Linked DNA regions of Homo sapiens: all the other regions are linked to region 1. The links are chromatin loops, found by intact Hi-C in ENCODE. Cell type or tissue: CD4-positive, alpha-beta T cell. All regions are shown on one strand.

Region 1 (8,000 bases):
ACTGCCTAGCTGCGTGGAGCGTGGTTGGCCTCCAGCCGTTGGCTTCCTCAGGGTCAGCATCCTCTCTGCCTCTCCAGGAGTCTGAGCTAGGTGAGGATACAAGGGCCTGACTATTCCACCCCTCAAGGGCTCCTCTGATGGGCAGCACTGGCTCTGCATGCCCACTGGGCTGCCAGAGATGAGTGTGGCAGATCCACATCGCAGCTTACCCACCCCTCCTGCACTCTCTTGCAGCCTCTCTTTTCTTCATGGGTGTTGCTCCCTCATAAATAAATAAATATATATATATACACACACACACACACACATAGTTGCTGTTGTTGTTGTTGTTGTTGTTTTTGAGGCAGGGTCTTGCTCTGTCGCCCAGGCTGGAGTTCAGTGGCACAATCACAGCTCACTGCAGCCTCTGCCTCCTGGGCTCAGGTGATCCTCCTCCCGAGTAACTGGTGAGAGGTGACAGCGTGCTGGCAGTCCTCAGAGCCCTCGCTTGCTCGTGGCACCTCCTCTGCCTGGGCTCCCACTTTGGCGGCATTTGAGGAGCCCTTCAGCCCACCTCTGCACTGTGGGAGCCCCTTTCTGGGCTGGCCAAGTCTGGAGCCCACTCCCTCAGTTTGCAGGGAGGTGTGGAGGGAGAGGCGCAAGCGGGAACCGGGGCTGCGTGCGGCGCTTGCGGGCCAGCTGGAGTTCCGGGTGGGCGTGGGCTTGGCGAGCCCCGCACTCGGAGCAGCCGGCCAGCCCTGCCGGCCCCGGGCAATGAAGGACTTAGCACCCGAGCCAGTGGCTGCGGAGGGTGTACTGGGTCCCCCAGCAGTGCCAGCCCACCAGCGCTGCGCTCGATTTCTCGCCAGGCCTTAGCTGCCTTCCCGCGGGGCAGGGCTTGGGACCTGCAGCCCGCCATGCCTGAGCCTCCCACCCCCTCCATGGGCTCCTATGCGGCCCGAGCCTCCCCGAGGAGCACCACCCCCTGCTCCACGGCACCCAGTCCCATCGACCACCCAAGGGCTGAGGAGTGCGAGCGCACGGCGAGGGACTGGCAGGCAGCTCCACCTGCAGCCCCGGTGCGGGATCCACTAGGTGAAGCCAGCTGGGCTCCTGAGTCTGGTGGGGATGTGGAGAGTCTTTATGTCTAGCTCAGGGATTGTAAATACACCAATCATCACCCTGTGTTTAGCTCAGGGGGCACCAATCAACACTCTGTATCTAGCTGCTCTGGTGGGGCCTTGGAGAACCTTTGTGTGGATACTCTGTATCTAACTAAGGGGACGTGGAGAACCTTTGTATCTAGCTCAGGGATTATAAATGCACCAGTCAGCACCCTGTCAAAACAGGCCACTAGGCTCTACCAATCAGCAGGATGTAGGTGGGGCCAGATAAGAGAATAAAAGCAGGCTGCCAGAACCAGCAGTAGCAACCCGCTCGGGTCTCCTTCCACACTGTGGAAGCTTTGTTCTTTGGCTCTTTGCAATAAATCTTGCTACTGCACACTCTTTAGGTCCACGCTGCTTTTATGAGCTGTAACACTCACCGGGAAGATCTGCAGCTTCACTCCTCAGCCCAGCAAGACCACGAGCCCACCGGGAGGAACGAACAACTCCAGAGGCGCTGCCTTAAGAGCTGTAACACTCACCGCGAAGGTCTGCAGCTTCACTCCTGAGCCAGCGAGACCACGAACCCATCAGAAGGAAGAAACTCCGAACGCATCTTAACATCAGAAAGGACAGACTCCAGACGCACCACCTTAAGAGCTGTTAACACTCACCGCGAGAGTCCGCGGCTTCATTCTTGAAGTCAGTGAGACCAAGAACCCACCAATTCCGGACACACTGGGACAACAGGTGTGCACCACCACACCTGGCTAATTTTTGTATTTTTTGTAGAGACAAGGTCTTGCCATGTTGCCCAGGCTGGTCTCAAATTTTCCTGGACTTAAGCGATTTGCTTGCCTTGGCCTCTCCAAGTGCTGGGATTACAAGTGCGAGCCACCATGCCCAGCTAATTTTTGTATTTTTTGTAGAGACAAGGTCTTGCCACATTGCCCAGGCCGGTCTCAAACTCCTGGTCTTAAGCAATCCACTCACCCTGGCCTCCCCAAGTGCCGGGATTACAGGCGTGAGCCACCGTGCCTGGCTCCCAATAAATCTTTTGCTCTCCTAACTCTGACTCAGGGTTGGCCTCCTGGAGAATCCCGCCTGTGGCACTGTCTTCTACACTCCTGTCCATCCGTTTCCACCTCACAGGTGGTATCCATGCCTCTGACCCAACACTGCAGCAGGGCTGAGCCAGAACCCTGTGCCGCGCCCACCTTCCCGAAGCGCTCTGACCTCATGATTCCCCTCCTGCCCAGTGAAGAGACGAGACAGCCTCGTGCCCACTCCACAGCACTGGCCATGCATGCCTCCTGCCTCGTTCCTAATGATTAGTACCTGTGTCTCCTAAAGAGGCTTGTGAGCACCTTAAAGGGCCTTCCCATAATTATTCTAATTCTTCCAGACCAGTCAGCAAGTGGCCAGCCCGGCACTCTCTAGGCCCCTGGTGAGTAGGATGTCCACTTCATGAGGATGCTTCCTCCTCCGGAGGACAGCCCTGGCCAGTGGAATGTTCTGGATTGAAGAAACCTGCCACCCCATTCTTTCCATTGTTCCTCATACGACTGGATTTGGAGTCCCCCACCACTCTCACCACGCAACCTGAACATGTTGTAGTTTGCTGATGAACTTCAAAAGTGGGGTACCCAGGGCTCAACACAGCTCCGTGGAACCAGCCGACCAGCTGAGCGGAGAAAAAAGGCTCTGTGGACACATTTGTTGACATAACCAAAGGTCATATTCGTTACCCTGGACTTCATGCAGACTCTTCAGTCAGAATACCTGCATTCGTGTATTTTCTCAGTCAGCTTCGCCTCGGATGCATTACTTCACTTCTGTGCCTCCGTCTCTCAGCTGTGAAATAGGATCCTACCAGTACCCTCCAATCCCAAACTGAGAGGCCGGGAAAAGGCAAGGACGCCCGTCGGCCGGCAGAGGGCGCTGCGCACCCGCGTTGGACGGGGCGCGCTGCCGAGCATGACCGCCAGGGGTCGCTCGAGCGCCACCGTCCAGGCCCTGGGCCCCGGCAGAACCCGGCTGGCCTTAGGCGCCCAGCGGACCTGCACGCCTGCGGCCTTGGGACGTGCCGCCTTTCCCTGCTCCACACTCTCCCCGCTCCCTTGGGAGGATCCGAGTGGTTGCCTGCAAATCCCCACACCAGCCCGGCTGCGGTGGACGAGGGCAGGTGGGCAGGCTGGGTGAGATTGGTGGGATGGTGTAAGCAGTGATGCCAGCCTTGGAAAGGATGGAAATGACACCGCACAGAGTACAGCAGACCCACCACCTCCAAGGACTCGATGGGGTCGAGGCCAGCTCCTCTCCCCAGCAGTGTCTTCTCATCAGCTGCTCCTGAGGCCTGTCCTGGCCCAGGACCTCATGTGCTCCTCCTGGCCAGGTGCCTGTACCATCCACCCTGCCCGGGGCGCCCTCTGCTCCATTAAATGCCCCGCCCGGGAGCCTGCGAACTCCCAGGACTGCCCCTCCATGGAGGGTCAAGGAAGCAGTCTGGCTTTGGCGGGAACTGCAGAACAAACAGACGGATCCAGAGCCGATGTTAGAATTCTCCTCCCGGCCGGGCGCGGTGGCTCACCCCTGTAATCCCAGCACTGGGGGAGGCCGAGGCGGGAGAATCACCTGGGGTCCGGTGACCAGCCTGGCCAACATGGCGAAACCTCGTCTCTATTAAAAATACAAAAATTAGCTGGGCGTGGTGGTGCGCACCTGTAATCCCAGCTACTCAGAAGGCTGAGGTAGGAGAATCGCTTGAACCCTGGAGGCAGAGGTTGCAGTGAGCCAAGATCGGGCCACTGCACTCACTGTCAGCCTGGGTGAGAAGAGCAAAACTCCATCTCAAAAAATAAAAATAATTCTCCTTCCCCTTGGTGAGGAAATGGAGATGACACCTCTTTCTGGCCGGATGGGAAATGGCAGTAAATGGTCACAGTTCCCCTTCCTCTTGGTGGCCAAGGAAGCATTCTGATTGGGCCTAAAGTCGAGGAAACTCCCATTTCCAAAGTGCCTGCTGGGTCCTTGTCAGCCAAGGGAAGACCATCACATATCCATGAAGGTTCATTTTCAGTGTCGACTTGGCCATGGGATGCCCAGGCATTTGGTCAGACATGATTCTGGCATGGCTGTGAGGGTGTTTCTGGATGCAATTTGCCTTTGAATGGGCAGACGGAGAACAGCAGAACGTCCTCCCTGGTGTGGGTGGGCCTCGTCCAATCAGTTGAAGGCTTGCTAGAGCAAAAAGGCTGACGCTCCCACAGGTAGAAGGACATTACCTGCCTGACTGCTTGCGCTGGGACATCATTTTTTCTTGCCTTCAGACTTGCACTGAGACTTCAGCTCGTCTCACATCTTGAGCCTGCTGGTTTTTGGACTGGAGCTACACCATTGGCTGTCCAGGTCTTCAGCTTGCCAACTCACACTGCAGCCTCCATCATCAAGTGAGTCAATTCCTTATCACAAGTGTGTGTGTGTGTCTGAATATACTTGTATGTATATGTCTGAATGTTTATTTTCCCCCAAAGTTCACATGTTGAAATCCTAACTCCCAAGGTGATGGTGTGCATAAGTGGGGCCTCTAGGAGGTGAGGTTGTGAGGGTAAAGCCCACATGAATGGGATTAGTGCTGTTATGAAAAACATATGCACACCACATCCTCTTCGTTCTGCTTCTCTGGAAAGTCCAGACTAATCCAAACCAAAAGAGCAACATGAGGGGCCGGGCGCCGTGGCTGATGCCTCTAATCCCAGCACTTCAGGAGGCTGAGGCCAGGCGGGTTGCTTGAGTGCAGGAGTTCAAGACCAGCCTGGGCAACATAATGAAACCCTGTCTCCACCAAAATACAAAAAATTAGCCGGGCATGGTGGCACACACCTGTAATCCCAGCTACTCTGGAGGCTGAGGCACAAGAATTGCTTGAACCTGAGAGGCAGAGGTTGCAGTGAGCTGAGATTGCACCACAGCACTCCAGCCTGGGTGACAGAGTGAGACCATGAAAAAAAGAGAAAGAGAGAGAGAGAAGAAAAGCTACTTAAAATTGTCCCTGAGGTTGAAATGACTGTGTCAAATTGTTCATGGCAAAATGTCTTGTATTGTTCTCTATCCCTCCTATGTTCCAACTAAATGGGAATTTTCCATTCCCATTCCCTAATTTCTGTGCTCCGACAGTACTCTCTGCCTGGGGCGCCCTTCACCATTCACCCCCAGGGTTGCACTCAGATGCTACCTCCCGCATGAAGTCTTCCTCTGCACTCCCACACACCCTGCTTGTGTCTATTAGGAATCCTTCTGGCTGCAAGCAACAGAACCTCTGACTAGCAGTGACTTAAACAAAGAGTGGTTTATTTTTCCTTAAATAAGCATGGGGGTAGGTGGTTGCCGACATGAGTGTGGTGGCTCAGAGATGCCAGGTCTGGCTCTCTCAGATTCTTGACCTTCCCCTCATGATTACAAGATGGCTGCAGTTGCCCAGAGCATCATACACTCCCATCAAGTCCAAGGAAGAGAAGTGAGGGAGTGGAGCAGGGGAGAGCTTTCTCATTTGCCTTCCTCTTATCTGGGAGAAAAAAAAACCTTCCCAGGAGCTTCCAACAGATGTGCCCAAAACTAGGCCACAAGGCCCCCCTCACAGACCGAGGATGGATCTGCATTCCTGAGATCAAGGGAGCTCCACTGAGGCCTACACGAAATGGGGTTCTGGCAGCAGGGAAGAAGGGAAGGGGAGGCTTTTGAGGAGGCAGCTTCTCCCACATTGCCAGCTGTCCCTTTCCTATCTCCCGCTGTAGATCACAGGGCTGACCATAAAAGGCACTTAAAACATTCTGACTTCATTTTGATTACAGTCTGTGAGCCTCAAAAGGCCTTGAGCAGGAAGAGGTGTGTTCTGACATGCGGTTCACATGGCTCCCTCCGGCCACAGTGGGCTGTATGCAGGGCGAGAGAGGAGGAAGCGGGAGGCTGCTGCGGAGGTTCAGTGACAGGTGGAGGGAGGTTGACAGGACTTGGCAGCAAGGCTGGAAACAAGTGGAGCTCCGGGAGGACCATGCGGGAGGCAGATCCACGGGGCCCACTCACTTATGGGCAGGGGAGCCCAGGAGAGAGTAAAAACTGCCTGGGGATTAGAACAGAGGAGGAGTGTCAAGAGTTTGGTTTGGGTCATCTCGGATTTGAAATGCTGCAGGGCTGTCCTGGAGTCTTGTCCCCAGTGGGCAGGACAGTGGCTCTGGTGCTCAGGAGAGAGGACAGGGCTGAGACACTCCTTGGAGTCACTGGTGTGTTGATGGAGAAAAGGCAAGAGAAGACACGGGAGAGGACAGGCTTTCCCAGGGAGGCTGAGAGGTGGGTGAGGAACAAAGCCTTCAAAAGCACGGATAGCAGCTGGGCGCAGTGGCTCACGCCTGTAATCCCAGCACTTTGGGAGGCCGAGGCGGGTGGATCATTGAGGTCAGGAGTTCGAGACCAGCCTGGCCAAAATGGTGAAACCCCGTATCTACTAAAAATACAAAAATTATTTGGGCGTGGCGGCGGGCACCTGTAATCCCAGCTACTAAGGTGGCTGAGGCAGGAGAATCAGTTGAACCTGGGAGGTGGAGGCTGCACTGAGCCCAGATCGCCCCACTGCACTCCAGCCTGGGCAACAGAGCGAGACTCCATCAAAAAAAAAAAAAAAAAGCACCAATAGTGGGTGACAGCTCCAACAAGGAGACTGAGAAGGAGGCCCCCCAAAAAGAGAGGAGATGGCAGGGCAGGACAGCTCCCAAGCAAAGGGCTGACACAGCTTGGACTTTATAACTCACAGCGTTCTCATTCCTCTAATTCTGGTCTCCAAGAACCTACAGTAAATCCAAAATTTACTGAACTTCACTGTAAGTTCAGCTCTATGGATAGAACTTAGCTCTAAAAGGAAATATTTCAGCTGCTTCTCCTGAACCACAGTAGTCAGTGTGGTACACGCTTGAGCCTTTTAAACAGTCAGTCTTTGGAGAGAAGAAACTAATCTCAATATCTACCTTCTTTCAGTGTTGTAAGAACCGTCCCCAGTTCCTTAGGTTCCTCAACTGAGACTATTTCACAAATCTTTTATATACACAAGCCAACAGACACAGCTAATCCATTTTTGGATGAAAACATTTTGATTTGTGGTTCATGCAAATATTAATATATTCTGCCAGCCAGGCGTGTTGGCTCACGCCTGTAATCTCAGCACTCTGGGAGTCTAAGGCAAGAGGATCGCTTGAGCCCAGGAGTTTGAGACTAGCTGGTGCAACATAGTGAGAACCCATTTCTACAAAGTAAAGATAAATTAGCCAGGCATGTTGGTGTGCGCCTGGAGTCCCAGCTATTCGAGAGGCTGAGGCAGGAGGATCGCTTGAGCCTGGGAGGTTGAGGCTACAGTGATCTGAGATTACACTACTGCACGCCAGCCGGGGAGACAGAGCGAGACCCTGTCTCAAAAGTATAAATGTATGGCTGGGCATGATGGTTCACACCTGTAATCCCAGCACTTTGGCAGGCTGAAGAGGGCAGATCACTTGAGGTCAAGATTTCAAGACCAGCCTGGCCAACATGGTGACACCCTGTCTCTACAAATACAAAAATTAACTGAGTGTGTTGGTGTGCGCCTATAATCCCAGCTACTCAGGAGGCTGAGGCAGGAGAATCGCTTGAACCTGGGAGGCGGGGGTTGCAGTGAGGCAGGACTGACTACTGCACTCCAGCCTTGGTGACAGAGCGAGATTATGTCTCAAAAAAAAAAAAAAAAAAAGAAGTGGCCAGGTGCGGTGGCTCATGCCTGTAATCCCAGCACTTTGGGAGACTGAAGCAGGCGGATCACCTGAGGTTGGGAGTTTAAGACCAGCCTGGCCAACATAGAGAATCCCCATCTCTACTAAAAATACAAAATTAGCC
Region 2 (8,000 bases), 590 kb after region 1:
CAGATATGAATAGCGTTGCTTTTAAAATCCTTTCCATTCTACTTTTCTACTTATAAACAAATCTAAATTCATGGCCATAAGTACTCTATTCTAAGGAAAATATTTTAACTTAAAACCTTTTGCTCCCATCCTCCCCATTTCTTTTTTAACTGCAAATGTTGAGGCCATTATTAGCCCAAGAATTCTATTTTTTTTTTTTTCTGAGATGGAGTCTTACTGTTGCCCAGGCTGAAGTGCAGTGGCAAAATTTCGGCTCACTGCAACCTCCACCTCCCAAATTCAAGCAATCCTCCCACTTCAGCCTCCCAAGTAGCTAGGATTACAGACGTGTGCCACCATGACGGCTAATTTTTATTTTTAGTAGAGACAGGGTTTCTCCAGGTTGGCCAGGTTGGTCTCAAACTCCTGATCTCAAGTGATCCACCCACCTCGGCCTCCCAAAGCGCTGGGATTACAGATGTGAGCCATTGTGCTGGGCCTGAGTTCTAGTAAAGCCAATTCAGGACTGACCCGTAGGGCCCTGTGAGAATCCCTTCTTGCTCTGGCACCTCTCCTTCCCCATTATCTAGACTCTACAGTTCACCTCTCTCATTAGCTATAGTTTTTGCCAATCTTGGGGCTCCAAAGTCCCTCTTTCTTTACCCCCTCCTGGTGCTACTTCCCTGTGCAAAGCAGTGCTTCCAGAGATCATAAGCCCCATGAGGGCAGGAACACTGCTTGTGTTATTCACTGCTGCATTCCCAGCACCCCTGAATTGTGCTGAGCAGAGTTGGCACTCAATAAATATTCATTCAGTGAGAAAACTTCCTGAAGCCACTAGGAGGGTAACCAGTCACCTCTCCAGGTGCTTAAATACTTGAACCTACTAGAAAGAATTTGTGGCCTAACTTCATAGAGATAAATATTATTATTCCCATTTCACAAATGGACAGACAGCTGAGTTAGTTCAAATCATCTAAGATCATAATTACTCTACCTAAAATGGTCTGACCCTTGGTTAGAAATATTTTTTAAAGCCAAGAAGTAGAAGCTATTGAAAAATCCAGCATACAAAGAAAACATTACCCATGTCATTTAACATTTCTTGAAGATATGATGCATTTAACTAATGCAGAACAGCCTTCCTGGATAAATCCAACAATAAATATTTCGGTTTCCTGAAAACAAAACAAAAAACAAGCAAAATAACTCATCTTGGCTTGAATTATAGGAAATTCTTTGCTGGCAGCTCGGTCCAAGCTGATTGCATATGTGCTTTTAGGATAGGATTAGAGATTGCATGTGTTCTGCACAGCAACCATGGACACTTAACATTCATGAAATAATAATGAAACGGGAGGCCTGGATTTTTGTCTGTTTGTTTCTCCTAGGTCTCTTCCTCACTTAAGTGACCTTGGACAAATCCATTTCTTCCCTCGTATCTGATTTCCATGTATCTGTTTCGGGATAATGTTTATCACTAAGCCGCTTTGTGAGATCTTCAGATTACAAATAATTACTGCCCTTCATTTATGAAATTTTCCTCCTTCACTACCCTACGGGATATTTGCATGACCCTTCCATTGAAAACCTTTACACACAGTTGTGAAGCGTCAATACCATCTAGGGACGGTTCAGAGGTTCCAAAGCCAATCAACTGACAAGTCGTGAGGATAACTTGGGCCATGAAAAGTCCGTTTCCTATGCTACTGAGAATTGGAAAACAGGTATATGTACTAATTCCCAAACCACGTTTGCCTTCTTTCTGCCGTTTTCAGCCTCTTCTAAACTATGCAGAAGCTGCGGACATTTGACTATCTATATTCGGCAATTCCTTTCCAAAGCAATCCTACCGAAAACAGATCACACGGCCCCCACGGGCGGGCAGGACAAGCCACCAGGCCCTGGTGCAGGAGCTGCGCGCTCCACACATTGTTTAGAGGCCGACGCGACACAGCCATCTTGCGTCGGGGGCCCGGGCCCGGGAGGAGAGCGAGCCCCGTCCCCTGATCCCGGAGGCCAACACCGGCGAGGGGCTGCCCTGCACGCAGGCGGCCGGCCCAGGAGTCTTAGCGGATCAAGTTGTCTACGGCGGACTCGGGCCGGTCCCGCAGGACCCGGCCGCACTTGGCCGAGCGCGCAGGCGGGAAGGAGGCCGTCGGTCCGCCCCTCCCGCTGCCGCAGCGGCCAGGTCCGACAGCGGGCGCGGGACGCTGGATTCCTATTTGCCAGCTTCCTGCTGGGGAGCGTTTTCCAATGGGGCGCGGCGACCCGGCCGACCGCGTCCTCCTCCCCCACTGCCGCCCGGGTCTCCTCGGGGGCGCGCGCCGGGGCCCGCGCGGGGGCAGCCCCTCCCTCCCCTCCCCGCCGCGGCCCGAGACGCCCGCAGGCCGGGCGTTCACCCGCCGCGCCTCCGCCCGCCTTCCCCTCCCCCCACTTCCCTCCGGGCGCCCCAAACCCGGGCTTCGGGGGTTCGACGCCGTGCGCACACGGAGCGGGATGGGAGTGCAGGGCCGGGGGCGGGGGCTGGCCGGGTGCGGGCGGCAGTCTCGGCGGGAGCCGGCGGCCCCTCAGCGTGTCTTTTGTGTTTGTACACACACGGCGCGAGGCGGCCTGGAGGAGGGAGCGGGCGGCGCGCGGGGGAGGGGCGAGCGCGCGCCAGCGAACGGGCGCGCGGGGGGAAGGGCGGGGGCGGGGCGCGAGAGGAGCTATGGGGGCGGGGCCGAGCCTTCCCTCCATTGTGTGTGATTGGCTGGCGCGCGGCGCGGGGGCGGGGCGGCGTGTGTTGGGGGATAGCCTCGGTGTCAGCCATCTTTCAATTGTGTTCGCAGCCGCCGCCGCGCCGCCGTCGCTCTCCAACGCCAGCGCCGCCTCTCGCTCGCCGAGCTCCAGCCGAAGGAGAAGGGGGGTAAGTTTCCCCGTCTGCCCGCTTCCCCGGAACCGAGCCCCGCTTGCCGTCAGCCCCGAGCCGGGCCCTGGCGGTGCCGGGAGGGGACCCATAGCCCCTCCGGCTTAGCCCACAAACTTTTTGGCCCAGAAATGGAGGTGAGGAGCGAGTTTCCCTGTTCCCTCTGGCGGCGGCGGCTCCCCCGTCTCTCGCCGCCTCAGCCCAACAGCAGCAACCGCCGCGGCGCCGAGCCTGCTCTCCCTCCTCCTCCCCGCGCCCCTGGCTCCTCTTTCTTCGGTGAAATCCCGCCCGCCGCCCCTTCCCCGGACCCCAAACCTTCACCATGACCCGCGCGGGCCTCTTAACTACCGCCCCCGGGCCCCAGCCCCCAGTTTTCGAGCGGGAAAGGGGTGGAAATCGCCGCCGCTTCGCACCCTGGGGTAACTCGCTTTTTGCTGCCTCCCCACAGTTGTTGCTAAGCTTCACCATCTTGTCTCTCTTCTCTGGTCACCGACCATATTTTTTCCCCCGTTTCTCTCTTCCCCATTTCAAAAAAGCAAGAATTTTTAAAAGAGGGACGTTTTTTTCCCTTTTTTGGAGAGGCGGAAACTTGATGCATTTGAAATGCAAAAAAAACTTTTGCATTTTGGAGGGCGGCACGTGGCAGGGGATAGGGGTATTTTCGAGCGATTTGGTGTTTTGTCTCTTTGGAACGGAATCGGATACGTTTTGCGATTGTTTCCATTTTGTTCTGGTCGGGGAGCCGAGTTGGTTCCTGCTCGAGGCGCTGGGAGCGAGGCGGGCAGGTTGGGGGACCCTGTGCCGAGGGACCCGAAGGAGGCAAAACCAAAAGTTTATGTGGTGCTTGGGGTGGACCGGTCGGCGGATGTCGTGCGTTAATTAAAGCCTGGGTGCGGGGCACTTTTTATTTCACTGCGAAGCCTGTGAGGACTGGACGCGAGGACGGGGCTTTGTAGAATGCTCGCTGGTGGTAGCTGTTGTTCCTCTCTTGTTTTTTCGAGACGCCTTTTTGTCAACATAACTGTAAAGATGCAAAACCAAGAATATTTTCAGATATTTACAGCAATCCATCAACAGTCAGACGAAGGGGGGGCAGCCAAAGTGGGGGGGAGTAAGACCTTTTTTTTGCTGTAATTTGACTCGACCTTCCAGTGGTTTGTGCCTTTTTTCTTTTGACTTGTTTGTGGATGGAATGTTTACAGACATTTCTAATTACTGCTTTAATTAAATAAATTGGATCAAAGGCCGTTCGAGGTATTTTTGTTTTGCCGTTTGTCGCTCAGAATTGGCATTTTGAGAGGTGATTGATACTGCTAACAATTTTCTAGTACTCTAGTTTGTTTCAAGAAGAGATTTTGGGTAGACGTAATCTTCACCCTTTCAAATTATATAACAATACGAACATTATTTTTTATACTGATCATAATTTCCAGATTTGGGGAGGGGGTGATCGTGGCAGGAAAAGTTGTATGTTTGGTAGTTGCATATGGTGATTTTTGATTTTTCAATGCTGGTAGGTAAGTAAGGAGGTCTCTGTACCATGGCTCGTACAAAGCAGACTGCCCGCAAATCGACCGGTGGTAAAGCACCCAGGAAGCAACTGGCTACAAAAGCCGCTCGCAAGAGTGCGCCCTCTACTGGAGGGGTGAAGAAACCTCATCGTTACAGGTATTAAAAAACAGGAAAAAAATGGGACAAAGTCTCTCTTGTATGTATCCACATAATTTAACAAAAAGATGGATAACAGGAAAACTTTTTGCTTTAGAGAAACTTTTTTTTTTCATTTGAACACTTAACTACTGCTTAAATAAATGTACTGTATGATCATTTATATATAAAGTTAAGTATTAGGTTTTATTGAAAACGTTTAACTTTGAAGCCATAATCTTACCTGGAGGTCTAAGGAGACCTCGTATATCACTGATAATGTTAATGGGATATATTGACATTTTAGTTAACTATTAGTAATTCTTTAAAAATAGTTAAGTGTTGCTTTCTTGAATACACTTTTGAGGTTATCTTTCCTAGTTTTTGGCAAAATAATAATATAATCGAGATTGGGTGTTTTATAAAGTTCCTACCCCCTCATTTACTTGATTAGCTTATTTCCTTCTGTATTAGCTCTTTTGATTGTGAACTACCTGAGCCACTGTGTTGTTAAGGGCATCTGCCATTAGAGGGCAGAAGTTGCCTAGACTTAGCCTCCGCAAATATTACGATTAACCTAAAATAAAAGCTCATACAGTGGAAGAAATAAGTCAGAATGAGAGGTAAATTTCTTGCTGACAATTACTTAGTAAAAAAAACTTTTCCACGTGGAAGGAACACTGCACAATCGGGTGTATTCAAATTTAATAGTTGATGAGGGGTGAACTGTAGTCAGGGTAGAGGTATTCTGGGAAATAGAACTTGAATGCCACAAGCAGATTTTTAAATGAAGTTCATTGGGTTGTGTTGGTCATCTTTAAGGGCTCTTAAGATAATAGAGGGTGTAGGGAAGGAGAGTGGTGCTAAATTGAGGGGAGCCAACTTCTTCATTAGCCTGACAGCTAATACCTTCCCAAGGTTTATATACATGAATAACTTTTTAAAATGAAAATAAATAGGGCTTTGATGAATTTCTTGCTAAGAATGCATTTTAATTTCATGCTTTTTGCTTTAAAGGTATTGTTACTAGATTTGAATGTTCACATCTTAAGTTGATCAGTGAAATTTGATACTGAAGCTGAAGAATTGTTGGGTGGCTTATTTTTTGAAAGATTACTGCATTTCTTTGAAGCTGCCCACTTACCTTTTTGTGCTAGTTATGTTTTTGGTAACAGTTTCTTTATTAATTTTTTAAAGGCCTGGTACTGTGGCGCTCCGTGAAATTAGACGTTATCAGAAGTCCACTGAACTTCTGATTCGCAAACTTCCCTTCCAGCGTCTGGTGCGAGAAATTGCTCAGGACTTTAAAACAGATCTGCGCTTCCAGAGCGCAGCTATCGGTGCTTTGCAGGTAAAATGGTGGGTGGGAAGACTCAGAGTTTGTATTCCTGTTGTGTACCAAGAACAGTTCCAAATTGTTGCATGTGCTTATATCATTTAATCACAAGCCTGTCAGGTAGTTGATATTGTTACTTCACTGTTGAGACTTCAGAAAGGTTAAATTGCTCAAGGTCATACACGTAGAAAATGGCAAAACCATAATTTGAACCTATTTGACTCCAAGGCTTAGTGCACATTCCATTATACCATTTAAAATTTTGAAACATTGCACTAAAAACAATATTTAAAGAAAATCCTCTGGTTTGGTTTATGGATGCTGCAGGACATTAAGAAGAACTTGAGACTAGAGGTCTATATTTGTAGTAACAATTTCAAACAACAGTGCCTAGAATAAAAGAAATGTCTCTTCAGGTCCTGAAGAAACATATAGGTAGAGAGAGCTTAATACCTAGGATGGGAATAGGCAGTATTAAAAAATTATGCATTAAGACGTAAAAGGAGCAGTGAGTGGAGGATAGGATTGGATTGGCAAGATTGGGGGAACGGTGCTTAAAGGTGATACTGGACGTGTAAAGGGGCCAGGATTTGCCTTGTGGTTTCCTAAAGGGGATTAGGGATTGCCACTTACATGTGGAGCATATTGAATTTAATCTTAATCTCTAGCATGTCAGGACTTAGAGAAATACTGTTCTAGAGATATTTATGTATTTGAGATATTTGTGGTTTAAGTTAAGACCAAAACTTGAAATTCCTACAAGATACTTGATAAAGGTATGTAGACGTCATTAACATCAGTCACTTAAGTAACCTATTTTATATTGTGTGGTTGGATTCTTTAGTTGCAAGTATCCCAGAATACAGTAAAGCTACCACCTCCATCAGAAGCATGCAGTTGGGGGTCGTTAAAAATGCTGATTGTTAGGCACCATTGCAGACCTGAATCATTCTGGGGGTGGGGAGGGGGCATCCAGAATCTAAGTACATTCCATTGGAGGATTTTCAAGGCTGCTGTTGCTGTGCTGGGCTTTTGCTTTATGTATGAGAAAGATAGGATAGGTGGATTCCACCCTGAAGTGTAATTGGTCGAGCTGTTTCTATGGTTAATCTAAACTTCATTTGATTGGTGAATTCCAGGAGTAGGCATCCATTAAATTCTCAGTGAGTTGCTGAAATTTCAACTACTAAAATCTTCCATGTTTTTACTTAAAACTTTATTTTCTGTTTTAATAGCCGATTATCTTCAGTTCTTATTTATTACTAAATACAGAAATGTTACTAAGATTCGTAAGCATTGGTACAAAGCTGCTAATATTTTCTAGTTAGAACTGTGCTTAAAGAACAATACTGTACTTGAAAAGTGTAGCGTTTTTAGCTTAAATGTCAATAATGTAGCCTTTTAAATTGAATTTACTAAACAATCTGGGTAAAAGACTCATCTTTCTAAAATTATTCACATGTAAACTTCCATTGTTACTATTACATATTTGTCATTAAGTGTGGTTGTATTGGTTTTAAGCAAAATGTTCACCTCTTCTGTCCACAGTTCTCTTAGTGTTAGATAGCTCTTTATTGGAAAGAGTGATCTTTGTTAAGCTTTTGTGTTTTCTGTTTGCTTTTTTATGCATATATTTTAGTTATCTTAAAAATACAGAGAGTGGGCCGGGCGCCGTGACTCACATCTGTAATCCCAACACTTTGGGAGGCTGAGGTGGGTAGATCACCTGAGGTCAGGAGTTCCAGACCAGCGTGGCCAACATGGTGTGAAACCCCTTCTCTACTAAAAATACAAAAAATTAGCTTGGCGTGGTGGCAGGCGCCTATAATCCCAGCTACTAGGGAGGCTGAGGCAGGAGAATTGCTTAAACCCGGAAAGCAGAGGTTGCAGTGAGCCGAGATGGCGCCATTGCACTCCAGCCTGGGCAACAAGAGCAAAACTCTTGTCTCAAAAAAAAAAAAAAGATAACAGAGGGAGAATTTGTTAATGGAATAGGATAATAGAAGATCGCAATTGAAGTAGAAATCCAAAGGTCCTTTGTTTTTGGCCTTAGAATTACACACTTTACAACTAAAGGATAGCAGGCAGTCCAGTGAGAATGGTAGAGGAGAAATTAGTCTCAGTTTGCCA
Region 3 (8,000 bases), 650 kb after region 1:
AGGCGGGAAACCGAGGCACAACGACGGCTAGCACCTGCCCCGAGGTCACACGGCGACCCAACTCGGTTCTCTGGCCGGCGGCCTTGTTGGTTCCGGTCTGGGAAAGGGACCCCGCAATCGTCCCTCCGGCCGCCAGCAGCGCCAGGCCCCCCCCCGCAGGGGCCGGGGGTGGCGGGCCCGCCGCTGACCTCCCCCGCCCGGCCTGGGTCCCGCGCTCCGCGGGGTGACAGCAGCCGGGCGCCCTCTGGTGGCCGCCGCGCGCAGCAGGCGGGAGCGCGGAGCGTCGGGGCCTGCAACCGGGCGGGGATGACGGGGGCCGGGGACCCTGCACTTTGGGACGACCTGGCCTGGTGGCCGCGCTTCCTTCGCTACAAAAAGGAAGCACATCTTGGAAACACCGAACTTCTGTGACACCAGTAGTTACACCTGGCCTCTGAATCGGGCGAGCAGCGCCCTCGCGCCCCCAGCGCTGAGCAGGGGCGGGCGGGGAGCGGAAACGGTGGCTGTGGTTGTTGCCGCGCGGCTGGGCGCCTGGGGAGCCCGCGGAGGGGCGCGGCCGCCAGACCCCGCCCGGCCCGGAGGTGAGGAGACCTCAGCCCCGGACGCCGAGGCCCCGCCCCGCCGGCGATGCACCCCCCGCCCACCTCCGCGCCCCTTTGTTCCGCGACCGCAGTCCCGCCGAGAGCCGCACTGAAGAGCCCCAGCCTGGCCGTCCCGCGGTTTCCCGCCGCCTCACCAGTCTCGGGCGGGAGGGGCCCCGGCGCTGGCGTGGCCGCGGCTCCCACAACGCAGCCAGGACTGCACTCGGGGCTGCTGGGGCCCGCGTGCGTCCCGGGCGGCTCCACGCGTCGGGGTCGCCCCCGCGCCTCCCACCCCCGGCCTCTCGGGGCCGCCGGCTCGCGCGCCTTCCAGGCGAAGGCCAGAGGCCGCAGTGAGGGGCACCGAGTGGCGGGCTCCTCCGCACCACCCCCGGGCTTTATAATAAAAGTCGCCGTTGTTTAAGAGCCAGGTCGGAGGCGCCGCTTTCTGGGCGGTGAAAGCCGAAGCGAGAGCGGGCAATTCGCTGCGGCGGCGGCCGCTTCCTGGGCGTCGGTCCAGTGCCCCGGCCCGGCCTGGGAGACCCGCACCAACCCCGGGAGGGAGGACGGGGCGCGGGCGCAGCCTAGGGGCCGAAGCACTGCACGCACGGCCGGCGCGGGGGCAGAGGGGAGACAGGGAAGCCTGAGCTCCGCGCTGCTGAAGGCTCCGGGGATGGGTGGGCGGCGGTGAGGTAGTCTTGCCCGGGCCCTGCCCGCGTGGGCGCTTTCTGAGTCTCTGTCGCGTGACGGAGGCGGGACCTAGGCTGTGTCTCCTGCGGGGCGAAAGCACGGAAGAGATCCGAGGGCATTTCTTGAGCCTGGCAGGAGGCCAGGGGTTTTACAGGGCAGGAAGGAACCTGGAGGAACCGAGGAGCCACGTTGTTGGTTGGAAAGAAGGGTGGCCAGGTGGGGAGGAGTCTGGCAAAGGGTCCCAGACAGCAGGAAGGGCACCTGTGAAGCCGCCCTGCCGAGTGTGTGGTAGAGGCGGGGTGAAATGAGCACTGCTCATAAAAGTGACTGTTGTGATTTTTTATGAGATGGAGTCTCGCTCTGTCGCCCAGGCTGGAGTGCAGGGGAGCAACCTCGGCTCACTGCAACCTCCGCCTCCCGGGTTCACGCCATTCTCCTGCCTCGGCCTCCCCAGTAGCTAAGATTACAAGGCGCCCGCCACCACGCCCGGCTAATTTTTTTGTAGTTTTAGTAGAGACGGGGTTTTGCCATGTTGGCCAGGCTGGTCTCAAACTCCTGAGCTCAAGTGATCCGCCCCTCTCGGCCTCCCAAAGTGCTGGGATTACATGCGTGAGCCCCCAGCCTAAAAGTGACTGTTTACTACAATAAGTACAAATAATAGGTGACCAGCACTTGTCTGCTGAGGCCCTGGGGCTGGGTGTGTTTAGGGGACCCCTCTCCTCTCCAGGCCCTCCCCAAGCCTGCCCACTGATGGGGAAGCTGCAGGGCTATCCCTCCAAGGGGAGGCCCTGCCAGGCCAGGGAAGGTCCAAGTGGGTGCTCACCAAGCTTCCTAGGTTCCCAGTTTTCTTGAAACCATCTTCCCAGCACAGTCATCTCCCGTGGTTGCCTTTAGCAAGTCACATCCCCTGACTCTTTAACATCTCGGTCCTGGCAGTTTCTTGGTATGGCACCATCTCCCTATGTGGACCACAGGTTATCTATCACACTGACCCGCTGTCCCTCACACACAGTCACTCACCTGTGACACTTGGAAAGGACTAGCTCCACAGGCCTGGCCAGGGCCCAAAGGGAGGTGGCCAGCAATCGAAATCAACCCTGATGACTAAGTAGAAAAGGAGTCCTTGGGAGTATTGTGGGGAGCTCAGGGAGCTGACCAGGAGTCTGGATGGCCACAGCCACAGCCGGGGACAGTCTTGGGAGGTGACTGTGGTCACCACCACTACTGGGCTGCAGCATCGCTGAATGCAGCCCCTGCCACAACTCCACAGGCATTGGCTGTAATGATGGGCGGGGGTGCTGGGCACCACAGCGGGGAGGGAGGGCTCCTGTCCCTGCATCTTTGCCTGGGTTAGCCAGATGCCCAGGAAGGGAGAAGGAATGCTGCCCCCTTTAGCCTTTGAGGTGGGAGGAGGGGCCCTGGCTCCCATGACAGCTCACAAAATGGGGATTGCCCCTTACTAGGAGCGGTGTGCGGATGCTGATCAGCCCACCGAATGCTCACCACTGAGGGGCTGCAGCGGCCAGGTGTGAGGGGAAGAGACTGCAGAGAGGTGACAAGGCCGTCAAAGGAGAGGAGCCACCACTGGGGAGCCTGGTGGCTCAGGAAGGCAGCTGGTGTGGGTGTGGGAGAGTCGGATCAGAAGGCCAGCACTGCTCATCATGGAGCACCTGGGAGAGCAGCAGCGACTCAGCTCCTGGCACCAGGTGAGGCAGGAAAATAGGGTCTGGAGGCAGGGAACATAAGGCTCATTCACACTTCAGCTATAACCGGAAATATCCTCTCCATAGGGCATATCAGGTAAATGACTTTGTAACTTTACTTCATCCTCTCTGTTTATATAGGGCATACCCGAAGTAACCAATGAATCCTCTAGGGGGTATTTAAACTCCCCCAAATTCTGTAACAGGGCCTTTTGAATCCTACACTCAGGCCCATTCCCACACAGTGGAGTGTACTTTCATTTTCAATAAAATCTTCATTCCTTCCTTGCTTTGTTTGTGTGTCTCTTCCAATTCTTTGTTCAAGATGCCAAGAACCTGGACACTCTCCACCTTTAACACAGGGGTTGTTTAATTTACCTTTTGCCTTAGAAATATAAAAAGATACACAGTAAAGGTGTGTAAAAGGAAAGGCCTCTTTCACCCTTACCCCACCCCCATCCCTCCCTAAAGGTCCCTGTGATTAGCTTGGTGTGTGTCCAGCCCTCCCTCTGCATTTCACACGGATATGCGAACAGTGGATCAGGCTTGGGTTTGTTTCTTCCAATAAACGGCATCATGCGGTATGTATTGTTCTTTAATGTGCTTTTGGAGACGTTTCCAATCCAGCAAACCCTTTTATCCATTTCATAATATTCCGTAGAATGCATGCTCCCCATCTTGAGGGAAGTTTGGGTTGTTTCATTCTGCTTTGTTAGGACGAATGCCTGCTTTTGTGCACACAGTTGAGTATGGGGCTGGGATTTGAGGGGAAGAGGCTCTGTTTGAGTCCCTGTTGATGTGAGGTGAAGGTGTGTTGGTCCGGCACTAAGCAGGCAGTGGACAATACATGCTGAGCTGGGTTGGGAGTGGACTCTTGGGATTCGGGACTCAAAAATAATGTACGGCCAGGTAAATTGCTGGTTTTGCTTCTGGGTCACAGGAAGGGCTGCGGTCCCCGCAGACCCAGATGCGTCCACTAGATGGCGCCAAAGCCAGTAAGGTGAGGCGCTTGTGACAGAAGCCCCGACTTGCTGCAGGAGTCTGGGCCCAGGGTCTGACTCCTGAGCTCCTAGGAGATGGATGAATATTCTTCCTGCACCGCCAGCTGCCTCGCTTAAACGTGGGGAGGCTGAAGAGGGTGCAAAGCTGGGTGAACATGAGTGATTAGACAGGATGTGCCCTGGCCAAGACAGGGAGCTGAAATTCAGTCTGTGGAACAGGCTGTGATGGCCCAGAGGAAATCCATAGGTGGGAGGAAAACTATGGACCCTGTGCTCCATATTGCCAGGACCTGCAGAGGAACTAGCTCCTGCAGAAGATGCAGGATTTGGACGGGAAGATTGGGCAAGGGTTCTGTCTACTGGGCACTGAAGGTTTGATGGGGACACTGGGATGGTCCCTGCCACCAAAGCAGCTCAAGCTCAGGCAGAGGAAATAGAAACTGGACAAATGCAGTATTTCTTATGGGCACTGCTCTAAGGAGTAATTTGGAATCCAGTAGGGTGATGTAAGTGAAGGTGCTTTGAAACCTCCCAAAGCTCTCGCCCAGGTAAGGAGGTTTGTGGTCCTTGTCACCATTTACCCAGGAAAGCTTCAAAGCAGCAGCGGCGGCGGCGGCGGCGGCGGCGGCAGCAGAATTTCCCTCCTTCCCTCCTGTTACTCTCCCAGCCTCCTCTCCCTCCTATCACTCTCCTAAGTTCAGAGCTGACCCCACTCCTCTGCTACCCATGGTGGTAGCCAGGCCTGTGCCTCTCCTAGCATCAGAAGCTGCCCCAGGCTCCCAGGACTGGAGCTCAGATCTGATTTTGAAAAACTGAATGAATGGGTGAGAGCGGTGGCTTATGCCTGTACTCCCAGCATTTTGGAAGATTGAGGTGGGTGAATTGCTTGAGCTCAGGAGTTCAAGACCAGCCTGGGCAACATGGTGAAACCCTGTCTTTACAAAAAAATACAAAAATTAGCTGGACATGGTGGCACACACCTGTAGTCCCAGCTACCTGGGAGGCTGAGGTAGGAGGATTGCTTGAACCACGGGAGACAGAGGTCGCAGTGAGCCAAGATTGTGCCACTTTACTCCAGCCTGGATGACAGAGCGAGATTGTCTCAAAAAAAAAAAAAAAAAGAAAAAAGAAAAAAAAAAAGCCGGGCACGGTGGCTTATGCCTGTAATCCCAGGACTTTGGGAGGCCAAGGCGGGTGGGTCACGAGGTCACGAGATCGAGACCATCCTGGCTAACACAGTGAAACCCCGTCTCTACTAAAAATACAAAAAATTAGCTGGGCGTGGTGGCGGGCACCTGTAGTCCCAGCTGCTCGGGAGGCTGAGGCAGAAGAATGGCATGAACCTGGGAGGTGGAGGTTGCAGTGAGCTGAGATCGCGCCACTGCACTCCAGCCTGGGCGACAGAGCAAGAATCCGTCTAAAAAAAAAAGAGAGAGTCCCAGTGCTAAAACTGAGAGTCCTGGGCAAACTGGAACAATTGATCACACAATAAAGTGGGGGTTCTTGGGCTGGGTATGGAGGCTCATGCTTATAATCTCAGTGCTTTGGGAGGCCAAGGTGGAAGGATTGCTTGAGCCCAGGGCTTCAAGACCAGCCTGGACAACATAGCAAGACCCTATCTCTACAAAAGAAAAAACAAGCACACACTTGTAGTCCCAGCTACTTGGGAGGCTGAGGCAGGAGGACTGCTTAAGGCCAGGAGGTGGAGGTTGCAATGGGCTATGATGGCACCTCTGCACTCCAGCCTCAGTGACAGAGCAAAACCTCATTTTGAAAACACACACATGAGGGGCGCTGGGAATAGCCGCTCATGTCGGCTGACGGAGCGGTGTGGGGCCGCATGCGAAGCTGCCTCCGCGCCTTCCCCGAGCGGCTGGCCGCCTGCGGGGCCGAGTAAGGACTTCTGCGCGCGGGAGTTCGAGGCCCTGCGGAGCTGCTTCGCCGCCGCGGCCAAGAAGACGCTGGAGGGAGGCTGTTAGGAGGGACTCTGAGCTTCACACCTGTCTGCTGCCGTGGTTGCAGAGCCCTAGTCCTGATGGCCCCCGGTGGCATACATTGAATGCCTAGGGCAGAAAGGAAGTGGGAATGGCGAAGATGTGACGTGCCTCGGTGTTAGATACTGTTTCTTCTTAACAAGTTGAGGCGTGGGTAGAGCAGGAACTGGTTTTCCAGCATTGTGTCCGTAAACCTGAGTCAGAATAAGATGTAACAGAAGCCAGATAAAGACTCTGTCAAATCCTGCAAAAAAAAAAAAAAGAAAAAAAAGAAAACACACACACACACACATGCACACAATGCATAAAGTGTTTCTGAAACTTTGGTGTGCATGAGAGACACCTGGGGACTTACAAAAACACAGATGGCTGGCCCCACCCTAGAGTTTCTAATTTAGTAGGTCCAGGGTGGGGTCCGGTAATTTGCATTTCTAACAAGTTTCCTGATACTGCTGCTGTTGCTCTTGGTTGGGGCCCAAACTTCCAGAACAACTGGTCTGAATGAAGGGCTGGGTCCGGGACCTGCAAGTCCCACTGTGCTGCTTGCCCCGGTACCTCCTCCTAAGTCTGGCCCAGCAGGAAACGGAGCGCGGGTCAAAGTCCTCTCACAGTCAACCAGGAGAAACCTGTGTCTTCCTGGCAGGGTGGCTGGGTGCTATGGAAACAAGGCTCAGCCCAGAAGTGCCCAGCCTCCTTCCCAGAAGCAACTTCAGCCTCTAGGGGAGGAGTGAAGTGAACAAACAAACGGAAGGGCAGAGCTCAGTTCCTGGATGGAAGCGGCACCTGCATGGAAGCGCCCTCAGCAACCTCAGGGCCCAGACTTCCGGGAAAGTCTCACAGGGCCCCTGGCTTGAGTTTTGGAGCTGGAAGGGAACTTTGCAATCTTGGTTCAACTTTTTGTTTTATTTTCTGAGATGAATCCTCGCTCTGTTGCCCAGGGTGGGGTGCAGTGGCGCAATCTCGGCTCACTGCAACCTCCGCCTCCCGGGTTCCAGCGATGCTCCTGCCTCAGCCTCCTGAGTAGCTGGGATCACAGGTGCCTGCCACCACGGTTGGCTAAATTTTGTATTTTTAGTAGAGATGGGGGTTTCACCATGTTGGCCAGGCTGGTCTCGAACTCCTTACCTCAGGTGATCCGCCCACCTCTGCCTTCCAAAGTGCTGGGATTACAGGCATGAGCCACCGTGCCCGGCCCAGTACATCTTTTAACTGGGCTGTGAATGACACGACTTGCTAAGACCTGCCCACTAAGAATGAGCTGCAGCCAGCACAATGTTGTCCGCTTCCAGCCACTTTCCTAGATACTCCTCCATTCCTCAGATTCCAGCCCCCACCCCAGCCTGGAACGCCCACAGTGCTTTTATCACAGCTCTTAACTCCACTTGGTTCCCCAAAGCTATGAGCCCACATACCACCTCCCAGGGCTACAACACTTTGGGTTTCTCAGACACTGTCAACACTAAGCAGCATGAACTGCAGGACACACAGGACAGCTGGAGAGGGGCAGTGAGTCACTGTGTCATAGTCCTGCCCAAATTCCAATGTTGAAATTGCAGAAGCCTGGGGCCCACCCTAGAGAATCTGATTCAGCAGGTTGGAGGGGGGGCCCAGGCACTGATATTTTCAAGAGCCCTGGGTGATGTGGATGCCGATAGCACTGGCTGCATGCTGAGAAACACTGCCGATAGCATCATCTTCCACAGAAGGCCACCCAGGAAGAGATGATGAGGTGACAGAACTTCATCACCCAACTCAAGAAGGCTTGGGAGGAAGGGGTAATTTATTGGTTCTAAGCCCAGACCATGGACAAAACAGAGTGCTATGGTTCAAATGTCCCCAGCAATGTTCATGTTGAAATGTAATTGCCGTTGTGATGGTGGCATTGGCAGGTGGGGCCTTTGCAAGGTAATTAGGTTATGAGGGCTCTGCCCTCAGGAATGGATCCATGCCATCATCTCTGGAGTGGGTTCTTGATAAAAAGGATGATTCTGGACCACTTCCCTCTCATGTCTCACATGCTTACCTCTGCCTTCC

The links. Hi-C counts contacts between places; a loop is a spot of excess contacts. Peaks named below come from ENCODE experiments on the same cell type or tissue, not always from the same donor. Only the 100,000 strongest peaks of a DNase experiment are listed, where the experiment ranks them.
Region 2: a loop joins it to region 1, with 5 times the contacts of the local background. A loop is called at or near these places in 16 of 110 quality-filtered maps.
Region 3: it touches region 1 in a loop (4-fold over the local background); 13 of 110 quality-filtered maps call a loop at or near these places.

What each region holds. Positions count from the first base shown.
Region 1 is chr1:225,472,077-225,480,076 of GRCh38, forward strand. It overlaps LOC124904526 (a long non-coding RNA gene), which reads left to right and starts at 3,891. Exons shown (of 2, transcript XR_007066903.1): 1 at 3,891-4,534. RefSeq lists enhancers at 373-892, 893-1,412, 3,309-3,398 and a silencer at 2,919-3,158. In CD4-positive, alpha-beta T cell, CTCF peaks have their summits at 3,038 (motif pointing right) and 3,241; DNase peaks (open chromatin) are centred at 1,375, 3,065 and 6,005.
Region 2 is chr1:226,059,925-226,067,924 of GRCh38, forward strand. It overlaps H3-3A (H3.3 histone A), which reads left to right and starts at 2,792. Exons shown (of 4, transcript NM_002107.7): 1 at 2,792-2,887; 2 at 4,405-4,555; 3 at 5,732-5,885. The coding sequence starts at 4,428. H3-3A-DT (H3-3A divergent transcript) reads right to left here and starts at 2,571. Exons shown (of 2, transcript NR_185887.1): 1 at 1,066-2,571. RefSeq lists silencers at 1,911-2,760, 2,347-2,512, 3,131-3,200 and an enhancer at 4,394-4,463. In CD4-positive, alpha-beta T cell, CTCF peaks have their summits at 4,577, 4,945 and 5,144; DNase peaks (open chromatin) are centred at 1,947, 2,717, 3,667, 5,057 and 1 weaker place; H3K4me3 peaks cover 3,959 bases; H3K27ac peaks cover 2,235 bases.
Region 3 is chr1:226,121,396-226,129,395 of GRCh38, forward strand. It overlaps the pseudogene LOC112268255. Among named protein-coding and RNA genes, the nearest start is that of ACBD3-AS1, 23 kb to the right of the region's middle. RefSeq lists silencers at 1-48, 59-298, 479-868, 879-1,258 and enhancers at 1,349-1,578, 3,813-4,107. In CD4-positive, alpha-beta T cell, CTCF peaks have their summits at 326, 3,956 (motif pointing right) and 4,158; DNase peaks (open chromatin) are centred at 496, 1,386, 1,970, 3,956 and 1 weaker place; H3K4me3 peaks cover 1,663 bases; H3K27ac peaks cover 806 bases.